Regions from separate parts of the Homo sapiens genome. Here all the other regions are linked to region 1. The links are chromatin contacts, found by Hi-C or POLR2A ChIA-PET in ENCODE. All regions are on one chromosome and are shown on one strand. Each heading gives the region's core, a stretch centred on a gene start or an enhancer-like site at or near the end of the contact. The rest is flanking DNA. Distances are from core to core; before and after follow the strand shown. Region 1 has its middle 20 kb from the start of MIR3613. Region 2 overlaps DLEU1 (deleted in lymphocytic leukemia 1). Region 3 overlaps DLEU1 (deleted in lymphocytic leukemia 1). Region 4 overlaps DLEU1 (deleted in lymphocytic leukemia 1).

Region 1 (2,700 bases), core at 83-2,582:
TTCCAACCTGTTAAAATGTACCCTTGGAGTGCTGTCCAGATTCACCATTAAAATAGTGTCTTTCCAGTCTTATGTATTTTATTCAGCAGTTACTACAGTACTTTTTTTTTTTTTTTTGACAGGATCTCATTCTGTTGCCCAGGCTGGAGTCCAGTGGTGTGATCACAGCTCACTGAAGCTTTGACCTCCTAGGCTCAAGCTATCTTCCTGCCTCAGGCTCCTGAGTAGCTGGGACTATAGGCACATGCCACTATACCTGGCTAATTTTTAATTTTTTGTAGAAACTGGGTCTCGCTATGTTGCCCAGGCTGGTCTCGAACTCCTGGGTTCAAGCATTCCTGACACTTTGGCCTCCCAAAGTGCTGGGATTACAGGCATGAGATGCCATGCCTGGCCATATTTTTATTTTTAAATCTTTCTATTTAAATAAGGAGAGGGAGAGAGAGAGAAAGCTCTAGGTGCATTTTTTCCAAATGGACACCTTGCCATGTTTTCAACACACATCTAAAGCCTGAATTGAGAGTATAATTTTTCTGTAGATACATCACCTTGAGGAATTTTATAAACTTCAGTTTCCTCATCTGAGAAATGAGGTAGTTGGATTAGATGAACTGGCTCATCAAGTGAGTATAAGGAGCCTTCCAAATTTAAGAATTATTAACATTTCCCGGAAGACTAACCAGGCAATTTTTCTTCTTTAGGTTTGACTTTCTGAGATGTCATGGCTTAGTATTCTTTAAGCAAATTCTGGAATGTTCTTGTCCCTTTGGAATAATTGTAATGTGGATTTGTTCTGTGCAACTGATGATATTCTAATGTGTTTGGGCAGGTTTAAGTCTAAATTTCCAAAGTCTCACACCTGTGGTTTTACCAAAAAGGTACTGCTCAAGGAAACCAGTGATGGGCAAAGGATGCATGGTATAGCTATGATGCAAGAGCGCCCTCTGCAGGCCATGCGAAGATGAGTCTCTTTCTTAAAGGGTAGCTTTTCCGCTCTTTGTGTAGAGTACAACCCTTCCCTTCCTCCTGTAGCATTCTCATCAAGAAACATTTGTTTAGTGCTTACCCTGAGCTAGGCACAGTGTGCTTAGGGCTGGGAACACAAAAATAAAAGCATCCTAGGCTTAAAGGATCTCACGGTCTAATGGGGTACATCCCAATCAGATCATTATAATGCAACCTGAGAGGTGTGTCACTGGAGCTGTGCCTCATGTCCCCATTAGTTTGCAATCACAAGTTGCACACAAGAGCCGAAATCAAACTGTACAGTACAATGCTTTTTTGTTAGGAGAGAAGGACTGGTGACTCACCCTAGCATTTTCTCTTTGCACAGAAACAGATGCCCTGCCCAGAAGCAACACGGCTAATGGGTGCCACCGTGGAGACCCAGGCAACCTGAGAGTAGTCCTGACAGCCAGACCTCCAGGGTGGAAATGGGAAGGTCTACAGAGAAAGGTCAGGATTTAACAGGGAAATGGAGGAGGGCAAGAATGGGGGTCAGGAGGTATCTACGCATTTTGATATGAAATTAAGAAGTTCATTTAAAATATACAACCAAGGCCCGTGACACTTTTTGTAACAAGATTCTAGCTTATCTTCCCACTAGATTTTGTTGGACTTTTTTCAAATTGTATCTGATTGTGTTTTTCAAACTAGGCCAGGAGGGCCCCTCAACTTCTAAAATACAAAAATTCTTTCTGCTCCTCTTTTCAAATCTTCTCAGATTCTGGACACACCCAGAAATTCCATGTGCCTTTTTACTCCCTTAATCCTGTTAACTTTTTGTCTCTTCTTAGCAATGACTTCCTTTCATTTTAGAGAAAGTTCTGCTGGTAACATACTGTATAAGCCAGGAGAGAAAAAGAACTTGAAAGAGGAACACATTTTTCTTCATTTTTTTTTTTTCAAAAAAGGTAAGGGAAAAAAATAAAGGAAGTGGAGAAATATACTACTCAGTACAGTTGTCAAACAAATTTCTTGGAACCATGGCCTACAAGAATACCTATCTTAACTGCATTGCACTAGAAACCACATTTTCATATTCCTTTTGTGATAATTCTAAGATAATGAATTAGATGTTAGCCATTGTTTTCCAGAATAGAATTTCTGGAGTTACTGGTAGTTCAGGGAATTTTAGTCACAAGATATATATTTTCTGTACCTTTGTGTGTGTGTATATGTGTGTATGCATATATACTTATATACATGCACATATATACACATACACACAAACATGCATGTGCTATAGCTTTTGAATGGAGATATATGTGTGTGTACACACACACACATTCATTCATTCATTTATATCATACAGCTTCTCTGAAGAGCAACAGGAGAAAAATGCAGGAAATATAAAGGCAACCTGGGGTCAGTCCTATGCAGTGAGCTCTTTGAGGTCTCCATCAGAAATAAAAGATTTCAGTCTTTTTTGGCTGGGCACAGTGGCTCACACCTGTAATCCTAACACCTTGGGAGGCCAAGGTGGGAGGATTAACAAAAAATACAAAAATTAGCCGGGGGTGGTGGTGGGAGCCTGTAGTCCCAGCTACTTGGGAGGCTAAGATGGTAGGATCACCTGAGCCAGGGAGATGGAGGCTGCGGTGAGCCATGATCGCACCACTGCACACCAGCCTGGGTGACAGAGTGAGACCCTGTCCTAAAAAAAAAAAAAAAAAAAAATCAATCTTTTCATAGTTATTC
Region 2 (2,700 bases), core at 43-2,542, 260 kb before region 1:
ACAACTCCAACCATCTCCAGGTGAAAGTAGTCCTTTGGACCAAGAGACTACAACCTTTCTCATATGTGATATTTTGTAAGGTGCCAATAATAGGCTCAGCAATGGGGACCCCAGGTCTGAACACAAAACTGTGAAAGAAATTATTGAACTCTGAGAATGTCACCTAATAGAGAGACTGCTGTGCTCAGAGTATGAGACATGGGTCCTAATCCCAACTGTACCACTGATTTGTTGTGTGACAACAGGTGAGTTTATCTGTCCACACTCCAGTTTCCTCACCCGTAGAAAGGGATACCCACCCTGCCAACTTTACCCATATATTATGAAGACAAGTTAGCAGATGACTTAGTGCTTAGAAAAGTTAAAGCACTTGGAAATGAAACACATTAGTATGCAGTCTCCTTCCCCATCCCCTTTCTACATCTCATTTTGTGTTTCTCTTGCTGAACCTCTCCAAGAAACCCTCTTAAGCAATGAAAGCAAAGCCTTCTCTTTGAGCATCAATTCTGTAATCCTCCAACTGTATTTGGAAGGGAAACAAATTCTCCACCATGTTAAAGGCCTGTTTGTCCTCCTCTTCCCCCTAACAAAAAGAAAAATTGCAATAACTATCACTATTAATATATATATATCACTATGTTTGTCACTATTAAGCATATATCAAGTAAGTGACTTGCATTGTCTCATTTGATCTCCACAAAAACCCTCTTTGATAAGTATGAGTAGCCCCATTTTACCAATGAGGAGACTGAAAATGAGTTTAAATAATATGCCCCATTCAAACATCCTAGGGACTTCCAAATCCCAGTGGTGGAAGAAGGAATCCCTTCATGTCAGAATTTCGGGCACTCTAGCAAGCCTGAAATCATGTTAATAGCAAGTTAGAGAACTTTAGTTGGAGGATTGGAAGGCTTGCTTTTCTGCATTATCCTTCAAACCTCCCCTCAGGGAGCACCTATGAAAATAAATCAGTTCCAGAGTTCTCACCCAAACTGCTTTCAGGTTAGACAGCCAAGGATTCCAGAACAAAAGTATCCAGTGCAATTTAAAAAGGGGAGAGGCACACAACAGGGAAGCATGTCAAAGTGTGCACAAACAAGCTCGCCCTCCACCACCAGGCGTATTTACAAGTGACCACGTAAATTGTGATTTAACGGTCCAGCATGTGGTATAAAATGTCAGCAACTTTCACAGAGAGAGAAGTCTGGTTTTTACACCCACACAGCACTGTACACTTGACTTGAGCGCCCCGAAAATTCCCCTAAGCATTTTTATCATTACGTATCACTCGTATCACTACACAGTTTAGTCAGCCAAACCATATCCTTTTCCAGCTTTAGATAAATTGCCTTCTGACAAACTGCACACAGACAAAATATCACGAAGTCCCCAAGTTGTAATCTCTACCCTGTTTTTCTACAGAGATGAGTAAGATTTTCCTATTTAGTTTTTTTAAGTACATAAGCAGCAGATGCATGTAATATACGAATATTGTCATTAGTGTGTTTACTCGCTTTCTTGAAATATATCTGAGTTTTATCACTACCTTCGCCCAGATTATGCCACTTGCCACAAGAAAATTACTGCACAAAGACATATTGGTTTAAAAAAAGAGGTGGTCATTTGCCTTTTCTGAACTCTCATTATAATGGATAAAGCTTTAGCTGTACTTTTGGGGAAAATGAACATCATCAAAAAGTGTAAGCCTTGTCATTTTTACCAAATGTCATTTTTACCGCTTTGTCATTTTTACCAAACTTACAGTCAACATTTAAACAAATCTTTTAATATACTGTAGAGAAGCGAACTTTATAAACCATTACAAAATGTTTAATCAGAATTCATTTTAGCCAATCTAGTAAGAGGTCAGCTCAGTTTTCTGTGCTGTAACAAAGCTACGTCTATTTTTAAGAGAATACAGTAACTAATACTTTATTCATCCAGCTAATATTAAACTTATGTTCAATAGCTATTAAGAAACATACTTAAGACTACGACTGCAGGTAGAAAAACACACACACAGTTTCTAAATACCCTGTACTTATTAGAGTTGCTAATCCAAAAAAAGTATTTGTCATGTAAATGAATATACACAGCTCTTTGTCAAGCTAACGAAACTTGTGATAAGTAACACACACACACAAACACACACACACTGGCAAAGCTAGCAACCACTGGCCAAGTAAACCAACAATAGAGCTAAGAACAGCAATAGAAATATCCCCGGACACCTAGTACCTAATAGTGCCCAGTGAATGGTAGAAACTCTGTGTTTGTTCACAAATACTAATGGGTTTTAACCTAATAGAAATGTCTTCGGGAGAATTGTAAATATGTTGGACATCAGAAGTAGGTCAGAGGCATCAATGTTGAACATTTTTCACATCACAGTTTTATTGTTTTAATTTCCTACTTGAAATTAATATACTACTTTTTGAAATTAGTGTTACGCCAGATGCTGAGTTTATTTTCACATCTTAAGTGTATGAGTTTTACTTTCAGTTTTTACCTAACGAGACACATGTCTTGATCAATATACATTAGTTCACGCAGTTGTCTACAAAGCCAGGTGCTTTCAAAATGATTATATTCTATATTTGTAGAGTACCTTAAGAGTTTTCCATTGCTTTCATGCCCATTATCTCATTTAATGCAAATAACAACCATGTGCATGAGAAGGACAGCATTATTGTCCCTGTT
Region 3 (2,700 bases), core at 139-2,638, 440 kb before region 1:
AAAAAAAAGTTTCCAATGCAAATGGTTTGAATTAATGCCACGGATATTTATAACAACAGTCTGGTTAGGGAATTTATTTGCTATTCATCAAGCCAATATCCCTGAGGATTAAAAGAGCCCAAAGAAAATATTTTTAAAATAATAAATGAAATGTCTTTTGGGTTGGGAAGCCACTATATTCATATTCAGCACCACGACTGCTGGGCTGCGTCCTCAAAGCCCAAGGCCTCTGGGACTGGACAATTCCACAGTGCCTTTGGAAGAGATGAACAGAACACATGTGTCCCAGCTGACTTGCTGGTAGGAGAGCTGAGTTTTCTTAAATTGACACCCTCAAGTAGTAAATAAGAAAAAAGAAACCAAGAGTGGCCCAATATGCAGATCTAAAAGTGGAAAAGGCATTGACTGTTTCTTTTTTAAACAACTTCGTTGGTTGGGTTCTGGAGAGAAAAGGTGGAGAGGGAAGAGGTGTAACTCTTCTAACATATCATTGGAAAATGCCATCCTCACTTTTTAAAAATAGCACTGCATGATGAAATATTGTTTTGGTGACGTGATGCCTAAAGAAGCACTGCTCATCATCATGGTGACTGTGATGGAGGCCTGGGTGAGCAGTGGTGTAGACAGTTGCACAGAGGAGCCCAAATGTTGCTCGAGACCCAAGAAAGCCCTGTGGGGTGAGGACAGCACCAGGCTCACCTGCCCACCTGGTCTCCATCCAGGAGTCCAGAGACCCAGGACCAAACTGATCCTGTCTTTATGTTCAATGTGGAGATCTTGTTCAGGTGTGGATATTTTTGGTATTTGTTTTGATTTTTAAAAAATGTACTTTAAGTGTTTAATATTTACCTATTTGTAAATGTTGCATTAAAATATTACTTATCCCTTAGCCCAGCAGGTGGTGCACACCTGTGGTCCCAGATACTTGAGAGGCTGAGGTAGGAGGATCATTTGAGCCCAGGAGTTTGAGGCTGCAGTGAGCTATGATTGTGCCACTGCACTCTAGCCTGGGTGACAAAGACCCTGACTCAAAAATGTATAAATAAGTAAATAAAATATTATTTATATTGATTACTGCATATTTAGTGTCCCCTGAAATGCAATGCCCAGGACAAGTACCTCACTTGTCTCACCCCACTGCCTCACCCTCCAATGTGGGAGTCTTTTGGGGTGGTTCAGAAGAAAAGCACTCTCTTTGTAAGACAGGCAGTAGGAGAACGCTCCTCAGGGAGAGGCGGGTACCCAGATCCCCCCTCAAGGCAACAGCTTCTACTTAGAGGAGTTCTCTTCCCTCAGCAAACCATTCCAAGCAGAATCTGCAAGACACAATCAAACTGAAAGCAAGACTGGACTTCTGGCTTTGGATCCCTGGTTTCAGACCCTGTCTGACATTGCATCGGGCGGACATCCAAGCTTCAGTTTCCTTCTGTGTTAAATGAGGATAAGAAGAAATCCACCTCCTGGGCTCACTGTGAGGGTTCAACGGGGTAATCGTGTCAGTAGCTGAGAAGCATGAATATTTGATCTATGTCAGCCATTATTACTGTTTTCCAAATCTTGGTTCCTCCACTAGTGACTTTACCTCTTGGAATTTTAATCTCCTTTTCTGTAAAATGGAGAAATAATAGGACTATCTCTTAAGGTTGCTGTAAAGATTAAATGAGTTACTGTACATGAAGTACCTAAAACAATGTGTACATGTGCTGTTAACTGTTACTATTACAACAATCACTACAACTACTACTGTTGTTCATACTATTAATAGCTTATTCTCCCTCCTCCTCCTCCTGCTGTAACTACTACTGCCACTGTGGCTGCTATTGTTGCCCTGGTAGTTAGGTAGTTAATACAATTGCAATGAGAGCTAAAAATGGCAACTCCCTCCCCTGTGTGAGAGATCCTTAGCCTATGTTTAAACATTCAATTTGGTTTGCTATATGCTATGCTTTTTAAAATGTTTTAAGCTATTCAAACATTTTTATTTTCTACATATAATGCCAAATAACCTGTTGAACTGATTGCCCATTTTTTTAGCTGAGTTGTTTGGATATGTTGTAGACAGAACCCGAGACAACAGAAGAGTTAGTGAACTTCAATTGTTTATAAAGGAGCGGCATAAAAATAATCTTTAAAGCTAAGGGAATGTTAATATTTAGATCCATCTAAGGGAAAATAATAACAGTTTGTGATTTCCTCCTGCCTCACTTCCAGGGCAAACATTTTTAAGGGAGGATTTGATTTTGTAACATAAATTGTTTTCTATATAACCCCAAAGACATGAGTGATTAATAGTGAGCTATAGAAAGAGATGCCCATAATTAGCAGCTTGGGTACAGTCAGATATAAACATATATTTTGTTTGTGAAACATGCATCTTGAAAAAAAAATACATCCTGCTAGATGTCACAAAAGGGTCAAGATGCTAAGAAAAAAAGTAAAGACAAAATTTTTAAAATAAAATCAAAATCAAATATGATAAGTACATGCATACCCAAACCACACTAAGCCTGAGACAAAATTTTATCCAGGTTTTTAATCATCATCATCATCATTGTTGTTGTTAATTATTACTTGTATCAATGTTGGTATAATATGGTGATTCTGATTTTTATTTTAATTACAAGGACCTTAACCAAACATGTATCTTGAATGCAGATAAATAAATGCTTTTCATATAATGGGTCATTAACATTTTAAGAC
Region 4 (2,700 bases), core at 77-2,576, 340 kb before region 1:
AGTGGGTTTATTAGCTTGATTGTGGTGGTAGTTTTAATAAGAATATACATATGTTAAAACATCAAATTGTACACTATATGTATGTGCAGTTTATTGTTTGTTGGTTATGTCTCAATAAAACTGTTAAAAGAAATTATGTCATGTTCAAGAAAAAAATATTTGTAGATTCAGTAAAAGACTATCAATACTACCTTACCTACTGTAGCACTTAGGTAAAAGATAATCTATTAACTTTTCAGGATTCCAGTTGTACATGTAAAATAAAGAAAAAACTCACTTCACTCAAGAATTATAAAAATTATTAGCTAGTATTGACTAGGTCAACTGAAAATGCCAAGTGTTGTGCAAACTGCTTTATTTTTAGCTATACAATATAGTGGTTATTTCAGATTCTTGAATCTGAGCATGTAACTGTTGGCTGAATTTATCCCTAAATCCTTCCATTTGGGCAAATGACTTGATTTGCAGTATCAATTCAGTATATGTGTAGTTCAAGATTCCCAAGAGGTTGTGCTGGTGTACTGGCAAAGATTGTATTTTGGATGTAAGTGATTTCCTTATATAATCTGTAAACTAGAAACTGACAAGTATGGTAGATTTCACAAATATAAACAATGTTACTATTGGACTTCATCTGTAATCAATTTATGAAATGCACCTGAGTAGATTTTCTAAAGAGTTTAGGTACTTCAATGTCAGAAGGAAAAGCCTTTTCTCCTTGAATCTTCACATTCACTAGCTAAATGGGCTAAACAAGAAGCACATCAAAAAAAGAAAAAAAACAGCACCCTGGAGTGACACAAGACTGAATTCTAATCCCAGTTCTGGTACTCACCTGCATGAGACCTTAGGCAAGTTACTTCACCACTTCTGTTTCTTTGTAAGAAGGGAGCAAGATGCTTGCCTTCTGTGCCTCTTAACACACATCATCCAGAAAGTTTGCAAAACCACCTCATCTTCAATATTTAGTTTTAAACCTTCACTGCAATGTTGTTCCAGCGTAACACTTCAGTAAAGGAAAGGAATTATACTAGGGTCTTGCACTATGGCTTGATCTGACCCTCTAGGGCTCATGTTAAAGATAAGTATATTGATTTTAGCCCATTTATAAAGTTACTAGGCCATCATTACCAACTCTTGCAAAATGAAAAATTTATTTAATTGACTAAGGTTTATGAGACTTTAAAAAATATGGCAGCACATTGATAAATGAGTTACCCAGTCACAGCCTGACTCATTCTACAAATATTTGCTAAGTACTTACTGTGTGACAGGGAGTCCATAGTAGACAAATCTCAGCTTACTATTTATTATGGACTGAATTATTTCCCCCCTCACAGACACACACAAATTCATATACTGAAGCTCAAATCCCCAATGTGACTATATTTGGAGATGGGACCTTTAAAGAGGTAAATAAGGTTAAAGAGATCAAAACAATGGGCCCTAATACATTGGGACTGGTGTCCTTACAAAAAGAAAAGATACCAGGGATACTCAGGCACAGAGAAAAAGGCCCTGTGAAGACACAACAAGAAGGCAGCCATCTGCAAGCCAAGGACAGAAGCCTCAGATGAAACCAAATCTGCAGACACCTTAATCTTAGACTTCGAGCCTCCAGAATTGTGAGAAAATACATTTTGTGGTTTAAGCCACACAGTCTGTGGTATGTTGTTATGGTAGGCCTCACAGACTAAGACACCATTTTTAATTAAGAAACTGACATGCCTGGTTTGAGAAGATTTTTGAGTCAGAAGTCAAGAGAAAATTTATACAATTTGAAAGCTGAAAATGTAGAGAAAATGTGTTTTCAGAAATGCCCTGAGAATGAATATCTTTCTACAGCCATTTCTTGGGTCTTGGCCAGCTTTTCTCTATGTGTCTTTAAGGAAGAGTATTTGCACACAAGAGTGAAGTTATCACACCAGGCAATCTGTCAGCATAGGAAAGTTTACACAATAGAAACGGTGACTCTGCAGCACCCCTGGCCAGCAGTCTCCAAGGGCCTCATGCTTGAACCTGACCATCCCCCTTTGACTTTTCCTCCCTGCCCCAAAAGTTCTCACTTTTGCTCTCCCTCTTTCTCTCTTACGGAAGAAAACCAGTCCGGACTGTGCATCCGCTCAAAGATGAAAAGTTGGTCCTGAAAACTTGTCTTGTAGTAACTGCCCTTGAATACCTATAGTTATATAGGTGTGCTGTCTATTGGGTGTGTTTGTAACAGCTTTGGGGTTCTCAAAATAACCTCTCTGTGTCCTCTACAACAGTGATCCCCAACATTTTTGATACCAGGGACTGGTTTCATGGAGGACAACTTTTCCACAGACACAGAGTGGAGGGGGATGGTTCAGGATGATACAAGCGCATTACACTTACTGTGCAATTTATTTATATTATTATTAGATTGTAATATATAATGAAGTATACAACTCTTTATCATGTAGAATCAATGGGAGCCCTGAGCTTGTTTTCCTGCAACTAAACAGTCCCACCTGGGGGTGATAGGAGACAGTGACAGATCATTATGCACTAGATTCTCATAAAGAGCACGCAATCTAGATCCCTTGCATGCACCATTCACCATAGGGTTCACACTCCTGTGAGAATCTAAAGCCACCACTGATCTGACAGGAGGCTGAGCTCAGAGGGTAATGGGAGTGATGGGGCGTGGTTGTAAATACAAATGAAGCTTCACTCACT

Evidence for each region. Hi-C counts contacts between places; a loop is a spot of excess contacts on that map. ChIA-PET counts read pairs that join two places held with the same protein, here RNA polymerase II (POLR2A). Pooled maps may share reads with other maps.
Region 2: a pooled map shows a loop between it and region 1 (2.8-fold over the local background). The contact joins two enhancer-like sites. A Hi-C loop is called at or near these places in 2 of 37 single-sample maps with no recorded cell type and 4 of 50 pooled maps. POLR2A ChIA-PET finds 5 or more read pairs at or near these places in 2 of 52 experiments (CD4-positive, alpha-beta T cell and WTC11).
Region 3: a loop to region 1 is called in a pooled map, with 3 times the contacts of the local background. The contact joins two enhancer-like sites. A Hi-C loop is called at or near these places in 2 of 50 pooled maps. POLR2A ChIA-PET finds 5 or more read pairs at or near these places in 2 of 52 experiments (HCT116 and endothelial cell of umbilical vein).
Region 4: a loop to region 1 is called in a pooled map, with 2.6 times the contacts of the local background. The contact joins two enhancer-like sites. A Hi-C loop is called at or near these places in 4 of 50 pooled maps. POLR2A ChIA-PET finds 5 or more read pairs at or near these places in 2 of 52 experiments (activated T-cell and naive thymus-derived CD4-positive, alpha-beta T cell).

Annotation. Positions count from the first base shown.
Region 1 is chr13:49,975,088-49,977,787 of GRCh38, reverse strand. No RefSeq gene overlaps it. Among named protein-coding and RNA genes, the nearest start is that of MIR3613, 20 kb to the left of the region's middle. RefSeq lists a silencer at 801-1,095. Within about 2 kb of position 1,332, at least 5 of the 41 ENCODE cell types and tissues checked have a DNase peak (open chromatin) inside an H3K27ac peak, as active enhancers do.
Region 2 is chr13:50,235,668-50,238,367 of GRCh38, reverse strand. The region is part of intron 2 of DLEU1 (deleted in lymphocytic leukemia 1); the gene reads right to left. LOC124900337 (a long non-coding RNA gene) reads right to left here. Exons shown (of 2, transcript XR_007063796.1): 2 at 1-2,700. Among named protein-coding and RNA genes, the nearest start is that of DLEU2, 110 kb to the right of the region's middle. Within about 2 kb of position 1,292, at least 4 of the 41 ENCODE cell types and tissues checked have a DNase peak (open chromatin) inside an H3K27ac peak, as active enhancers do.
Region 3 is chr13:50,418,798-50,421,497 of GRCh38, reverse strand. The region is part of intron 3 of DLEU1 (deleted in lymphocytic leukemia 1); the gene reads right to left. Among named protein-coding and RNA genes, the nearest start is that of DLEU1-AS1, 110 kb to the left of the region's middle. Within about 2 kb of position 1,388, at least 7 of the 41 ENCODE cell types and tissues checked have a DNase peak (open chromatin) inside an H3K27ac peak, as active enhancers do.
Region 4 is chr13:50,319,003-50,321,702 of GRCh38, reverse strand. All of the region lies in intron 2 of DLEU1 (deleted in lymphocytic leukemia 1), which reads right to left. Among named protein-coding and RNA genes, the nearest start is that of DLEU2, 190 kb to the right of the region's middle. Within about 2 kb of position 1,326, at least 7 of the 41 ENCODE cell types and tissues checked have a DNase peak (open chromatin) inside an H3K27ac peak, as active enhancers do.